Regions from separate parts of the Homo sapiens genome. Here region 1 is linked to region 2. A link is an interaction called in ENCODE POLR2A ChIA-PET data of the cell type or tissue named here. Cell type or tissue: K562. All regions are shown on one strand.

Region 1 (8,000 bases), 53 kb before region 2:
CATATTAGCATGTCTTGGGATAGCCAGAGGCTGTTTCCACTGCAGAGTCTGGGGGTCAGAGTTGAATTGTTTGCAGAGGTAAGCCCACATGCAACAGTGAGATGGCCCTTTCCAGTGGTCCAGAGCAGAGGCTAGCCTGCGGAGGGGTCCACTGGGGCTGGCTGACACCTCCCTGACTTGACCTCAAAGTAAGAGAGGGACATCTCACCTGGCATCAAACCAATATTGTATTCATGCAGCAGTCACTTACAGATAGCCTCCTCCACCAGGGTATAGTTGTAGGCACAGTTCTAGGATTCAGACCGGCCCTTTTCTGGCAGACCCTCTGCCTGTAGGGCAGGGGCAGAAAGCAAACAACGATTGGGCCTTACAGTCATGTGAGGCTATCTGAGGAGACCCACTGGGGCTCTGGGGGCATGTGGAGTGGGGGAGCATTGGGCATTGGGCCAGCTTCCCAAAGGAAGAGATGCTTGGAATGAGGCCATAGCAGGCGTGGAGGTGGCCAGTGACATAGGGTGGGAGGGAAGTGAGTTCCAAGGCGGGGACGGTGCAGGACATGAAGGAGCACGAGGCCAGGAAGAACCCAGAGAAGACCAGTGTGGCTGGGGCCAGGGTCGTTGCCCATGCACAGATGCCAGCTTGGGGCAGTAGGATCAGGGACGTTGGCCTAAGAACTGCTCGAGAGTTTTAACATTAGTCTTTTAAATTTGAGAAGGAGGAGGAGAAGTTTTTAATTGCCTGTTTACAGTAGGCGTGGTCCCACAGACAATGTGAGTTGTCCTACTGGACATAATAAAATAACAAAAACATCAGTTAGTCAGTCCAGAGGAAGTGGGAGTGAGCACAGAAGTCAGTCTGTGAGGCTGAGTTCAGTGTACGGTCTGCTGTGGCTGTGAGATGGCAGGGAGACCAAGAGCATGTTAGGAGACAGTGGCGGGGCATTATCAGGACCCAGGGAGATGAGAGAAGGGGAGAGGGTGGGGACCACTGGAGGAAGAGATGGTGCTTACCAAAAAGATGGAGGAGCAGTTGGGGAGGTGGTCAGGAACCAGAGAATGGAGGGTACCAGAGGCACGGGAAGAGAGCATGTGGTAAAGGAAGAAGCTGTTAACCATGCTCCCAGCTACCTGGAAGCCGAGAAAGCTGAGGACAGAGAAGCACCCCTTGGAGCAAAGGCAGGCCCAGTGGGCCAGGAGTTCAGGGCACAGGGCCATGCAAGGCTAAAGCTGGACAGGTGGGTCACCTGCGGCAAGGTGGGCCCCAGATGCCATGTGTGGATGTGCAGTCCCCTAACAGGAAAGGGTGTGGCTGCGACCAGAACCTGGGTGCTGGTGCTCTGTCCTGAGCCCTCATTGGCTGGGAGACAACAGCTGGGGCTTTGCTGTAGCCAGAGGAAGGGGGCCATGGTGGTGACTGAGCCCACTCAGCACCTCCCCAACCCAGCAGGCACAGCTGGCTGAGGAGTGGCCCCTCAACATGGTGTCAGCACCCGCCCTGCCCCACCACAAAGAAAATGACCCAGACTCCACCACTGGGGCTCCACACCATGGACATCCGTGACCCCTCAATCCCATTGGATCTCTTTGGCTCATCAACCACTGAACCCATCCTAGCCCCTACATATCAGCCAGGCCAGATCGGGGACTCCCCACAAACACATACATTTGAGCCCTGCTGTTCTGGGCTCTCCTCCACATCCATGAGAACCAGCTTCCCCGGGGCCTCCCTTTGTGCACCTCCAGAGCCCCTAGGACCCTGGAATTCCTGGTCTACACACATGTCAACCTGTTCTGTAGTGACCTGTCCCCAGCTGACTATTCCACTAGTTTTCCCACTTCCCGGGGGTGGGGTGGGCATATGTTGCTTGTCTCTAAACCATGGATGGCCCAGAGCCTGGCCTGCTCTGGTGCCACCCCATCTGGCTGATTCTCTGTGCCCCACCTGTCCTACCTCTTCTGCAACCACCCCCCACCCCCAGCGGACGCTCAGGCTGCCGCCCAGTTGGGTGGATTTCCCCGATTGTTTCCCTGGGGTCTGTGTGCCCCACCCCCACTTGAGCAAGCCATCGCAGATCTGGGTTAGTTATAAATAGCCAGGCCCGAGACTCTTCTTTTAGCTGAAAAGAAGCAAAGTGAACGAGCAGAAAGGCACACCCGGCACGCGTTTTATTTTTAATCTTCTCCCTCTGTCTCAAAATGAACCCCGGTCCCTGTGCTAAGCATTTCTAGGAGCAGAAGTACAAGACAAATGCCTGAGAAACAAAACCCAAGGGGCTGAGGGTCCCGCCTGGCTTTGCCACCATCTGCTGTGTGACCTTAGGTATTCAAGTTGCCTCTCTGGGCCTCAGTTTCCTCACCAAGGAGAGGTGGGTAATGGAGGTGATCACCTTGAATGTTGACTTTTCTGACCTCAACTCCTTCTATATTCCTCCCCTAACTTGTGCCCATCCTGACTCAGCAATGACACCTGTCCCAGGGATTTCCTGGGAAGCTCAGATAGGTGAGACGAGGCTACAATCTAGCCCTGATTTGAAAATTAACAACTTCCTTACCCCCAGGTCTTTGCTCAAGTGTCCCCATCCCAGAACTTTGTCCTTCCATCTGCCAGCAAAATTAACAGAAGGTCAAATTGTCGCCTCCCTGCTGTGAGCTGGAAGAGGGCCGTCCAGGTCACCACTGAGTTGAATCTATAGCCAGGAGTGGGTAGGGAGACCGTGGGCAGAACCTGAGGGGAAGCAGAGCGGGAGCAGGAGGCCAGGTGTGTGGTATGGGCAAAGCAGGGAGCTGCGAGAGAGAGAGGATCAGGCCTCGGGAGGGGTGGTAGGGTTGGGGGGTTTCTGCACTGATGGGATCTGCAGGGCTTGGGCTGTGCAGCGTTTGTCTTGTATCCTACTCCTCAGCCTCCAGCAGGCCCTTGCTTGTAGCTGGGACTCAGTGTTGGTGGAATTCAGGAGACTCTTGCCACCCTAGGCCCAGATGTTCTGGGCACACAGGGACAGACCCTTACATGGATGAAGAAATCCACAGCACGTGGAACACGTTTTCATCCACAACCCCCTGCCAGGTAGGCCCGTTTCAGTGATAAGGAAACTAGACTCAGAGAGGTTAAGTAACTTGTCCAAGGTCACACAGATTGGAAAGGATATGTTTTAAATGAGACCTAGGCTTTTTTTTTTTTTTTTTTTTTTTTTTTTGCAATCTGTGCATATTAAATAAAAAAGGCCAACACAGTAGAAGCAACAGGAACCCACTTTTCCTGGGTGGTCAGAGCCCTGAGAACAAACAGGGCAGATCTAGCTGCTCCATCTGATACCACAGTGAGAAGCTGGCCAGGGGCACTGGAAGCCACCTGACACCAGAGGACCTGGGGGATGGGGCATGGAGAGCTGCTGGACATTATGAGACATGGTGGGGGGCGGTAAGAGCCACTCAGCACCCTGCTCCGCCTTTCTACCCCATCACCCTGGGCACCTGCTGTTTGATGTCCTCAGGGAGTGGGGGAAGAAGGTTGGGGTGATGTCTTCAAAGAGGAAATCCCTGGTACTAATTGGCACTTGGAGACCTTTAGGCTAATCAACCTGTTTATTTCTCTCTCTAGAGTAAATTAGAGGGTTTAGCTGGGGAGGGCGGAAGAAAGAGGTGTCTTCTGGTGGCCACCTCCCTGGGGGCTGTAGATGGCTTTGCAGTAGGCAGTGGGCTGCAGGGCAGTGGCGAGGGCAGCTGCGTGCCGTAGGGAAGGGCACTGTGCACATTCCCTGTGCTTCTCATCTCAGTGACTCAGGAGGGCTGTTCTGCCCACCGTCCTGGGCTCAGGATGCCACTCGTGCTGGGTTCTCTAGGCAATCACATGCTGACATTCCTCAGGAGGGAAGGGAGCTGGGAGGAGCCAGGTGGGGCCTGTTTATGGGGGAGCCTTGCCTCATTGTGCTTCTCCCAGTACCTGCACCCCAGCTGTGCCATGTGGAGCCCCCTTCCCACAGAGCCCCAGGTCCCTTGAAGACGAGAGCCTATGGCTTCCCGTCACCTTTAGTTGGGGCACAGCTCTTTTTGGTGAGTGTGACACTGGCCTACACTCTAGGTCTTCTGTCTCAGAGTCAAAACCAAGCTCTTCTCCAGGGCTGGTCAGACCAGTGTGGGGTCTCCAGCAGCTTTGAAATATTTTGGTGGATGGGAAGCGGGGGCTTGGCTGGCTCCCCAACTCTGGGGCAGGGGGAGGGAAGAGTGGAGGTCTCCTGGTGTGCCTGGGCCCTGCAGGAGTGAGCTGTCAGCTCTCCGAGGGGTGGCTTATTGCCTCTCCAGCTGCTGTGCGCTTGCTATGGTAGATGCCCCCTGAGACACAGGCGACAAAAGACTGGTCCTTCCTGGGTTCTCTGAGCCTCCGCCCTTAGCCCCTGACATGGCTGTCACTGCAGCTGCCTGCTGGTCGCTCAGGCCCCTGGCCAGGCGGGACGTGTGTGTGGGGGTGGCACTTGCAAGTCCTTTTGTCAAACCCACCCACTGGTTCTGCAAGACCCTCCTTGAGCCCTGCAGGCCAACTGGCATGGGTGGGTGGGTGTGTGGCCAGCCCGCCCTCAGTGCCCTTTCCTGCCTTGTAGGGGCCCAAGAGATCATCAGCAAAGGTCTGATTTCCTCACTGGTATGGAAGCTGCAGGTGGAGGTGGAGGAGGAGGAGTTCCAGGAGTTCATCCTGGACACACTGGTCCTCTGCCTGCAGGAGGATGCCACCGAGGCCCTGGGCAGCAATGTGGTGCTTGTCCTGAAGCAGAAGCTCCTCAGCGCCAACCAGAACATCCGCAGCAAGGCCGCCCGTGCGCTCCTTAATGTCAGGTGAGGCCTGGCCTAGGCTGGGTTTCTACCAAGGCTGGGAGAAGGCACCTGAGCTGGACTGGTCCAGAGCTCAAGGGCGGCCACCCTGGGCCTGCTTCCCCTTGCCTGCTTGTGCCCAGGGGTAGGAGGGAGCTGGGACAGAGGATGACCTTCTCCCCTAGGGTGACCACCATCCCGTTGGCCTGGGAGTGTACTGTATCCCAGGAAACCCCTCAGCCTGGACAAAGCCAGATGATTGTGCACCCCCTCCCCATGAGGAAGGCCAGCACAGGAGATGCACTGGTGATGATCATGACACCCAGCGGTCACTGAGTGCCTCCTGTGTGCCAGGCGTTGTCTACAAACCTCACATTTAGGCGACCCTCCAGGGAGGTGATGTCTGCCTTCACAGGTGAGAAAAGGAGGCAGTGTCTTGTGTCTCACACCAGGTCACACAGGATCACAGTCTACATCCTGGCCTGGAAACTGAGGGAGCCCAAAGCCTCAAAGCTGCAGGGGGCAGGGTGCGGTGTGTGTTCTCACACTGGGCCCCTTTTCACGAGGACAGGCTGGTCACCGAACCCCAGAGTCTCTGCCTTAGCTGTGGCTATGTCTCTTTAGTGGAGACCCTCTTGCCTTCCCTAAGTCCTGGCTTCTCTTCTGAGAGTCTCACTAGAGGCTCAGGCCAGTATTTCTGCAAGTGGGGCCCCGGACCCAAGCCACCGGGAGGTTTGTGAAAATGCAGATTCCTGGGCCCTGTCCCAGCCCCATCATTCTTAGGTCTGCTCAGAGGTCCCCTTTCTGTGGGACCATGAGAGTGGCTTTCCAGGAGAGAGCTCTCTCTCTCTGAAACTGTAACCTCCCTGCTGTCCCCTGTCCTCCCATGTCCACTGTGACCACCATCCCTGCCGTTACTTTGTGTGTCATCCCCGAGGGGAGCTCCTGAGGACAGGGCTTTCCTCTGTTTGCTGCCCTAAACCCAGGGTTTGCAGCGGGGGAGCTTTGGCTCCCAGTTGAGAATTATCTGGCCCTAAAGAACACTGAGCTGGAGAAACCCTGCTCTTGTCCCCACTCTTGTGAACAAATCGGGGAATCCCTGCATCGCTCTTGTCTCAGTGTCTTGCTGTGTGAACGAATCAGGGAATCCCTGCATGTGGGGCCCAGGACTCTGCAACTTTGATCATGGGCTTCGGGGTTGAGGCCCACTGCCCTGAAAGGCTCCCAGTGTCACAGCTAGTGGCTGGCCAACCTCATTTCCCAATCTGTGTTCCCAGGGAACACCTGTGTCTTTGAGGTCATTAAGAGCTCTACAAAAATGAGGGTTCTTTGGTGGCTACATTTGGGAAAGGTTGATTAAACTAAGTGACACAGGGGTCTTTGCACTGTGGCATTCCTGTGGGGCTTGTGAACAGTGTTTCCTGGCCCAGGGAGCCCTTTCTTTTTAGGGGACAGAATTGACCCTCTCTCAGGAAACTTTTGGGGAGTTCATCATCCTCATTTCCACAACTTCATTCAGTGCCAGAGTAAGTGGCCTAAAAGTTACCTGGTCTGAGTCCTTAGCTGCAGTTGCCCAGTGCCCGGCAGCTGCTGCTGTTGGGGGCAGCTTGGCCCATCACTGTCAGCTCTGGCTCTTAGGCAAAGTCAAAACAGGTCTCCCTGTGGTTGACACCCCTGGGTCCTGCTGTTCCCCATTTTGGGGCCACGGAGAACATGCCCTATTTCTTTTCTGTGTGCTGGCTCAGAGTGAGGCCCTGTCACCCCGTGGTCTTCACTGGCAGTGGGCCGCGTTCACACCAATGCTCCTCTGCAGCCCAGCATCCCTGCCATGACCAGTCCTGGATCATGGGGACCAGTCCTGGGACTACCTGGGGTAGCCCCCACACAATTATTTCTTTTGTGTCTCCCTGGGGCACTCCTGGGCCTTGCGCCTCTTCTCCCTTCCAAGCAGAGCCCCTCTCTGTTCCCTCTCTGCCCCAGCATATCTCGAGAGGGCAAGAAACAGGTGTGTCATTTTGACGTCATCCCCATCCTGGTCCATCTGCTGAAAGACCCAGTGGAGCATGTGAAGTCTAACGCTGCCGGTGCCCTGATGTTCGCCACAGTGATCACTGAAGGTGAGGCGGTGGGGGGTGCCGCAGGGAGGGAGACCCTAGCAGGCTAGCAGCCGTGATGAGCTTTCTGTACTCAGGGGCTGGGTATCGTCCCCCAAACTCCACACTTTGCAAAAAAAAAAAAAACCTCCCCTTGGCCTATCACTGATGTCCTTTCAAGGTTGGGTCCAAGGCCCAGCCCTCCCTCTTCTCCCCAGCACAGTGGCCCCTCACCAGTCACTCACATTAGGACCTCTGTGCCTTCGCACCAGTCTGTTCCCTGGGCCTGGAATTCCCGCCTCCCACCCAGGCCCCTTGTGAGCTGTGACTCAAGGGTTGATTAGTTTGCCATCCATGATTCTGTTACCCTGAGGTCTAAGCAAACCCTGGAGCCCTTGACTCTATGGTGTTTATTCATCCTAATTATTTTTCTTAAACTGGAGGAGGGGGCAAATTCAGAATTATCTCCCCCGAGCCCCCTACCTTGGGACTCCCAGCCAGTCAGGCTTCCCCTCTAAGTCACCCAACCCTGGGCTCATGGAAGAACCCTGGGCTGTTTCCACACCTGGCAGACTGGGGCGTGGCACTCCCAGGACCCCTGAAAGCATTTGACTTTCCCTCTGGCCCCTACACACCCACCAGCCTGGGGCCCTGTGCTTCCTTTGAGTTCCATGGAGGACCATCTGGGCTTGGATTTGCAATCAGCCTCCCAAAGACAGGTCCTCCCAGGCCCTGCACACCTGACCCTAATGCTGCTTGAGGTATGCAGATGGGAGAGGTTGGGGCTTTCTTGGAGTCCACAGCCCCTCCTTTTACTGGTGTAGTCAGGATGCTGACTGCACGGTGGCAGGGGCTCCCCCTGCGTGTTTATCTTGGGGCAGCCTCAGCCCAGTGTCCTTCTCGGTCCAGGCTTTCTGTAGGAGTGCTTGGAGGGCCACGGGGCTCGAGACACAAGAGGCTGAGACCCAGGGAGATGAGGCCACTTATTCCCAAGCTGGCACTCCAGCTGAGGGTCCTGAAGCCCCTGCCACGTGCCAGGCCCTGGGAGGCAGTGATGAGGGATGTGGAGGAGAAGCCCAGCATGGGTGGGGCAAACACAGGGGAC
Region 2 (8,000 bases):
CTACAGGCGCCTGCCACCACGCCCGGTTAATTTTTTATATTTTTAGTAGAGACGGGGTTTCACCGTGTTAGCCAGGATGGTCTCGATCTCCTGACCCCATGATCTGCCCGCCTCGGCCTCCCAAAGTGCTGGGATTACAGGGGTGAGCCACTGTGCCCAGCCCACATTTTATCTTTTATATCATATTTTTACTGTACCTTTTTTAGGTTTAGCTACACAAATACTATTGTGTTAGAATTGCCTGTAATATTCAGTATAATAACATGTACAGGTTTGCAGCCTAGGAGGAATAGGCTACACCCTCTAGGTTTATGTAAGCATACTCTATGATGGTGGCACATCAAAGAAATTGCCTAATGACACATTTCTCAGAATGTGTCCTGGCCGTTTAGTGATGCATGAATCTACTTAATGCATCAGACAGTGCTTTGCATAGGGAGTACCATGGTTCTGGTTCTTCAGAAGTTTTGGATGTAGGGAGTATGATTATTTATGTGAAACACTCAATAAACAATTACGTTATGTGTTTAAATATGTTGACTTGTGTGGTAGTGATGTGAGCTCCAGAGAAGAGGGCTGTGTTGATGGATTAATGGTGGAATTATATCTTTAGGGGTGGATCTTCTGTTGACCTTGGTGGATAGATTTAATTGAGTGGTGAAAAAGAAGGTGGCCTTCTAACTAGGGAAGAACACTGATGACGGCCCAGAAGTGAGGAGGAGTGTAGTGTACCAAAGCACTAGAGTTTGTCATTTCCACTCCCATGCTTTGACTCGTCTTTCTCTTGAAGTGAGCAGAAACATCCTCCCCAACTTTCAGCATGACTTTCAACAATGCTGTTGGGTTGTGTTTGGGCTTCAGTCTCCTTGATACAGAAGGGCTGGGCTCCCAGCTAAACCCCCCGCTGAATCCTGGAACTGTGGCCCTAAGTGAAACAGCTTACCCCGTTTTTCCACCCAAATGTTGCCTTTTTGGCCTGCCCCGCCCCTATCTTGTGCCCCAAAAAGACTTCAGCCGGCAGAGCAACAGAAGCAGCTGAGCGGCAATCAGAGAAGCAACTGAGCATCAGAGACTGTGGACAGACGCAGCTAACTTCAGATGGTGCAGCTTTGTGGAGAGGGGCCTGGCTGGAGATGGCTGGGCTTCAGGGAAAGATCCCCTTCCCATCATCCCCTTCCGTTTCCAGCCTCCGTTTCTGCTGAGAGCCACCCACCACCCAATAAATTCCTCCACATGCATCCCCTTTCAAATGGTTCATGTGACCTGATTCTTCCTGGACATTGGACAAGAACCCAGGTGCTGAGAGGGCAGGGGCTGCCACCCTGACCCTCCACCAAGCCGGTTGGCACTTGGCTGTTTCCAGACATAAGAGCTGAAACAGCATTGGTTGTAACATGCTTGGACGACGCTACTCGGCCCGCACAGAACCTGCTCCTAGCAGAGAGGAGTGATTGGCGGTTCCAGCATTTGTTCATTCTGGTTCCTGCACACTCTCGCTTGCATGCTGTCTCCTGTGAGGAGTGGCCAACGCCGGGCTGAGTGAAATGAGCCACTCCAGTTTCTGCCCATGAAGGGGATCAAGGGAACTATCCCATCTCATCTGAAGGCTTGTCCTGGATACGTCAGACAAGTGAGTACATGACGAAATGTCTCTTTTGGGTGAAAAGAATGTTGGCTCTGTGGCTGTTTTCCTTCACGGTGGTCAAACTGTCTTATGGGATGGGAATAAGGTCCTGGGGAACCAAAGGCATCTGACTGAGGCCACTCCTCAGTGTTGCTGGAAGGCCCCAAGACTAAACTCCATCCATGACTGCCCTAACAGGCGTCGGCCCAAATCTGCAGACTTTGCTGTGATATCTTTGTATCTTTTCTTCTTTAATGCCTGCAAATGGTTTCTATCTCTTTCTTTCTTTCTTTTTTTTTTTTTTTTTTTGAGACGGAGTCTTGCTCTTGTCCCCCAGGCTGGAGTGCGTGGTGCAATCTTGGCTCACTGCAACCTCCGCCTCCCAGGTTCAAGTGATTCTCCTGCCTCAGCCTTCTGAGTAGCTGGGACTACAGGCACCCACCACCATACCTGGCTAATATTTGTATTTTTACTAGAGATTGGGTTTCACCATGTTGGCCAGGCTGGTCTCGAACTCCTGACCTCAGGTGATCTGCCCACCTCGGCCTCCCAAAGTGCTGGGATTGCAGGCGTGAGCCACCGTGCCTGACTGGCTTCTATCTCTCTCATAAAGAGTTTTGCTACAAACTGCAGAGATGTTAGGTAGAATGAGTGTTTGGCCTAGCCATTAGATATGGAATTCAGAACAATGTGATTCCCGTTTTTTCTTAGAGGTGCCATCCCCACACTCACCCCAACAGCCACGGGCAGGCATGGTGTGTGGTGGTTCCTCTGCTCACCCCCTCCCCTCCCTGCTTAGGAGCCTGGGCGTGTCTGCTGCATGCGTGTGCCATGTTCAAGGGCTAAGCGAGGCAGCAATGAGCTGCGCACACCTCCCAGTCCCCAGGGAAGCCTCGGGTTAGGGGTCCCATGTAGCCAGATGGCTGGCACCTCCCACTTGGCTGGAAAAAGGATGGGAAAGTGATCTTTTCCTAAAGCCTAACCGTTTCTGGTCAGACCCTTCTCCAAAACTGCACTGTCTGAAATTAGCTGTGTTTTTTTATAGTCTCTGACGCTCAGTTGCTTGTCTGTCACTCAGCCGCTTATACCTTGACACTCAGCTGTTTGTGTTGCTCTGCCTCTGAAGTTTTTTATGGGCACAGGATAGGGGTGGAGCAGGCCAAAAAGGCAATATTTGGGTGGAAAAACAGGGTCAGCTGTTTTCACTTAGAGCTGTGGTTCCAGGGTTAAGGTTGGGGTTTAGCCGAGAGCCCAGTCCTTCTGTATCATCCTCATCTGTGAGACAAAGATGCTGATGGCCCAGGCAGCTCTAGAGCCAAAGGTTCCACCATGGTACCCAGTCATCTTGTTTTACTTCCCAAAGCCTATTAACATGACTGATCCCCAAAGCATAATGTCAGCATTCAAGATGCTGGTATAAACCACAGCTATCAAACCACCTGAACAGGCAAAGAGAGAGAAAGAAAGCCACATTTGACTCACTCTTCTGAAAGTTACTCCCACATCAAGTACTCTGTATACTCCCCACCACACCCCCAGTTCTCCACATTCAGGCGCTTGATCTCTTTAATTCAGTGAGTGACTTATGCTTAGTTTTAGTCCATCCTGTTTTCTCTCTTTAATGTCCTTCATGATCTCTTGTTGGATTCTTATCTTGCCCTTCTGTGTCACAATTTCCTAATTTCCCTTTAATTCCCTTTCTTAAAAATTTTTATCATTATTTTTTAAGACAGGGTGGAGTGCAATGGCATGATCATAGCTCACTGCAGCCTGGATCTCCCAGGCTCAAGCAGTCTTCCCACAGCCTCCTGAGTAGCTGGGACTACAGGTGTGTGTCATCACACCTGGCTAATTTTAAAAATGTTTGTAGAGACAGAGTTTGCCATGGTGCCCACACTGGTCTCAAACTCCTGAGCTCAAAGGATCCTCCTGCCTCAGCCTCCTGAAGTGCTGGGATTATAGGCATGAGCCACTGCACCTGACCTGGAAGCAACAGTTAACAGCCAGCAGAGCTCCCCCTGGCCCAGCTGTGACAACCCAGAATGCCTCCAAACATTACCAAGTGCCCTCTGGGAAGAAAAATCCAATTCCCACTCCTCTGCACTGTGAACCACTGATTGAGGGCATTCTGTGCCTCACTTTGATTCTTTCCCCTTGGTCTCTGGTGAACTGCCAGGGAAACACCCAGCATCTGAGATTTGCACTGTTGCTGGAAAGAAGGAGTGGTGAGAGCTTCCACTCTCAGAACCTAGGCAGTAGCTGCCTAGGACAGAACTGCCCCTACAAAAGATTCCATCTGATCAGGCCTGACCAGGTGGCCCATGGCTGCTGCCTCCCCATCATTTGTCTTCTGTGCTCCCAGTCTTTTACCTGGTGGCCTGCAGTGTCCCTCCCCACCGCAGACATAATCGCTGTTGTCCCTGTCAGACCCCTGGGAGGGACCCAGCCAGCCCAAGCTGATTTCTAGTGGGAGGACACTACTTAGGCCCCCCGTCTCTGTTCTTTTCATTGTTCAGTCTCCTCAGGTCTTAGCAATGTCATTTACAGACTTAGGGTAAGTGCAAAAGCTGGAGACTGCTGCTTCAATGTCTACAAACTCTATAAAGAGTTTTTCTACAAACTGCAGAGATGTTAGGTAGAATGACATCTCTGTCATTCACAGAGATAGACTTCTCTATCTTTAGGTAGAATGACTTCTCTGTCATCCACTAAGTAGAGTGTGCCAATGTAAGTACTTGTGTGGTTAGAGTAACCTCACCTGAGATGGTATGAATGCCAGCAATTTTCAGCGAGATTGTGATCAGTTAAACACCCATTTCCTAAACTATCTTCATGAACACGGCAGAAGAGCAAACCTCCAACTGAAATGAATACGGAGTCAGCAGGCTGCACTTTCACTTCCAACTGAATCCACAGTGATTCCACAAAGACACTGACCTTAGAAGCCATCTACCAGAGGTGGTATCTGAATAGCACTACATCACCAGTGGACACTGGGTAAGGTTCATCCGTTTTGTTGAGCATAGGCTTGTGCCCCATGAGTTCAGCCAAGGTTAGTACTTTTAGGGCTTGAGTTAACCCCATTCTTCCAGTGGCACAACTTAGCCTCTTCCACTCTGGAGCTTCAGAGAGGGAATTAGTTCAGAGAGTTAGTTGTTTTTACAGTTCCACCACTGGAAAAAGGGAACGGGAATGACTTCTCAGGGATCAGCAAACTTTTCCTGTAAAGGCAAGTTTGCTGGTCACATACCATCTCTCTTTTTTTTTTTTTTTTTTTTTTTACAACCTTTTAAAACTATAAAAATCATTCTTAGCTTCAGAGCTGCACAAAGCCCATCATTATCCAGATTGGCCTGCTGACCAGATTTGTTGACCCCTGGCTCAGTTGACACTGATTTTGAAACATCTGCACATCATTTAACTGGATAACCCCTTGCTTTGTTATTCTGATCTCCAAAGCCAGGGATAAAATGGACAGATTCATCTATCCATTTATTCACTAACTACTTACTGAGTGCCAACCATGTCATAGACACTCAGCAGTGTTCAGAAGACACAAGTTACCAAAACTCAGTTGCCATCCTCAAGAGCTTATGTTTAATGGAGACAAACCACAAAATAGGCATTTTCTATGCAGTGTGATAAGTGCCACTATTCCAGTTATTCAGAAAACATTTATGAAGTACCTTATGTGCTAAACATGTTCTCAGTACAGGGGGAAGGTAACGCAGTGAACAAGGCAGGAGGCCCTTGGTCTCAGGAAGCTTGCACTGAAGTGGAGAAGCCAGATAAGCAAGCAGATAAATTGCTTTCACATGGTGGCAGGCATTTCACAGAAAATAAAAACAGCAGTGAAGCTGGGTGCAGTGGTGCACACCTATAATCACAGCTTCTTGGGAGGCTCAGGAGGGGGATTGCTTGAGCCCAGGAGTTCAAGTTCAAGTGTTCCTAGACCAAAACGAGGATCAGGCTGCTTACTCTCGTGGCCCAATAATGAGATGCAGATGAACTGGGAAAGAAGAGTTTTTTATTTATGTAACTGGTTACAGGGAGAAGGCCTGGAAATTATCAAAATTTGGACTAACTCAAAATTACAGTTTTCTAGAACTTATGTGCCTTCTAAGCTATATGTCTACGTGTAAGTGTGCATTTATCTAAAGACATAAGTGCTAACTTTTATTCTGTAACTGAGATCTGAGTCCTGAAGACCTTCCTCTGGAGCCTTAGTAAATTTTCTTAATCTAAATGGGCCCAGGTGCTGGGGCAATTACCCTTATCTTGTCTCCTGCTAAATCATGGAGGTTTGATGAGTTCTTGCAGACCTCCAATAAACTTGTTTGTGGAGACCTGGGGGGTTTCTTCAGACCCCCAATGAAACTTGCTTAATTCTAAATGGGTCCTTTTAAGAATTCCTTTTTTATCTCATCATGCTTCAAGGCCCAGGAAAGGCCTGGACAAAACTCTTGGTGAGCCTTTGTTACATTCCAGCATTTGTATTAGAGCACTGGCTCTATCAGCTTTTAATATTTAACTTAACCACTCAGTCAGTGCTGAAACAGTTGTTACAGAGGCCTGCGTTAGTGAGACCTGGCCTGCCGCAGCAGTGAATGATGATCACATTTATGAATAGCCACTGCACTCCAGCCTGGGCAACATAGCAAGACCCTGTCTCTAATTAAAGACAAAAACCAAGACCTGAGTAATGGAGTAGAGATGAATTGGGTGCATCCTTGGAAGGCCCCTTCAAGGAAGTGCTATTTTTCTTTCAAGGAATAATACAAGGAGTTAGCCATGCAAGATCTGAGGGAAGAACATTCCAGACACAGTACAGAGCAAGTCTAGAGGGTTTTGATTTGGAATAAGCTTGCTGGACTTGAGAATCAATGAGGCAAGCAGTGTGACTAGAGCACAGTGTGTAACCATTAGGAAATAAGGAGATCCATTTAGAAAGGTAGACTGGGGCTTCCGCAGGACAGCCTTTAAAAGCCAGAACAAGTTTAAGTTTTGTACAGGTGGTGAAAATTCCTGGATTCTTTTAAGCACATGACCTACTGATATGAGATGGGTAAGCCCAAGGTTCCTGGGAATACAGAGGAGGGACCTGTAACCTAGGCTTGGGAGGTAAAGAAGATGCTTCTTTTATTTTTTGTGAATGTGAAGTCATTTTTTTCTACTCTGGCTTCACAACAAAGGCCAACAAGTAATTTAGAGGACCCAGAGTAAATCGCTGGGACAAATCCAGCATAATCTTGAGTCCTGCCTCTTGCTTTTTTTTCTTGGTTCTGTTTCTTGGGCTGGATTTTACACAACTCACTGGTATCTTATTGAAGATACAGAGGAATAAATACAGAATGGAGAGAAGGATCTCACTCTGATAGCTACCAAACCTATTCTTGAAATATTCTGGCACTGTCACCACCTGTACAAGCAATGAGACAAGTCACCATCAACAGTGAGTGCTGAAGAGGCAGACCCAGGGGGATGAGTCTTGCTCACAAGTTCTGGTTGTTAGAGACATGGCTGATTCTGGGAGTAGCCCAAGAATTCAAGATGGGGAGTCACTGCCCCTGGCATCTGTTAAGATGGGAGAAATAAGAAAGGAGAATAAACACCACTGTCTCCCAGGAGTTTGGAATCCAGCTTCTTGTGCAATATTTGATGCAGAAGAAAATCCAGCTGAGAATGGTAATGATGACAAATCCCTTTTATGGAATAATCATAGAGCAAAATCAAGTGCTTAATCACATAGTACAAAGATAGCCAGTGTTCAAGAGAGACAGGTCCTGACTACACAGCTCTGTGACTTGTCCTGTGCCAACACTGCCGGTGTGCATGCTGGTGTCCCATACAATCCTGCTGTATCTCAGGCTGTGCACACCAAGACGACAAGAACCATGCCCTTTTTGTTCACTATATTCCTGGACCATAGCTCAGTGCCTGGCTCATGGTAGGTGAATAGATACTAATGAATATTGTTCCACTTTCTATCCTGACTATTCTCATATGTTCTTGTCCACTGACCTCAAACATGTCTATTTTAAGTTCTATCTCAAATTCTACCTGCTTTATCAAGACTTACCTGGGGACTTCACAAGAACCATATGCCCTCTTCTTCTAAATACCTGTAGCTTTTATTATTTTCACCTTTGATTTGGCTCTAAATCGTAGATGGCTTACTTTTTTAGCAAGGTCCCAAGCTTCCCAAGCTGTTTCACACTTACTACTTATATCTTTGCTAGGGCTGCCATAACAAAGTAAACTGTTCATTCTGCACTGCCTTGCCTTTTCTGCAGAAGCCTCAATAAAGGCAGTATCCCAACCCTTCCCTTTGTCTTTTTCCTCCTGACCACCTGATGTCTTTCCCATGTGGTCCTGC

What was found. ChIA-PET counts read pairs that join two places held together with the same protein. Peaks named below come from ENCODE experiments on the same cell type or tissue, not always from the same donor. Only the 100,000 strongest peaks of a DNase experiment are listed, where the experiment ranks them.
Region 1: POLR2A ChIA-PET joins it to region 2 with 6 read pairs; 6 of 35 experiments call an interaction of 5 or more read pairs at or near these places.

Annotation. Positions count from the first base shown.
Region 1 is chr22:23,060,728-23,068,727 of GRCh38, reverse strand. It overlaps RSPH14 (radial spoke head 14 homolog), which reads left to right. Exons shown (of 7, transcript NM_014433.3): 5 at 4,595-4,826; 6 at 6,783-6,919. Among named protein-coding and RNA genes, the nearest start is that of GNAZ, 5.8 kb to the left of the region's middle. RefSeq lists a silencer at 2,362-2,569. In K562, no CTCF peak of the experiment used is centred here; no DNase peak of the experiment used is centred here; H3K27me3 peaks cover 7,963 bases.
Region 2 is chr22:23,007,297-23,015,296 of GRCh38, reverse strand. No RefSeq gene overlaps it. Among named protein-coding and RNA genes, the nearest start is that of GNAZ, 59 kb to the left of the region's middle. In K562, no CTCF peak of the experiment used is centred here; DNase peaks (open chromatin) are centred at 2,452, 3,909, 7,132, 7,553 and 7 weaker places; H3K27me3 peaks cover 3,683 bases.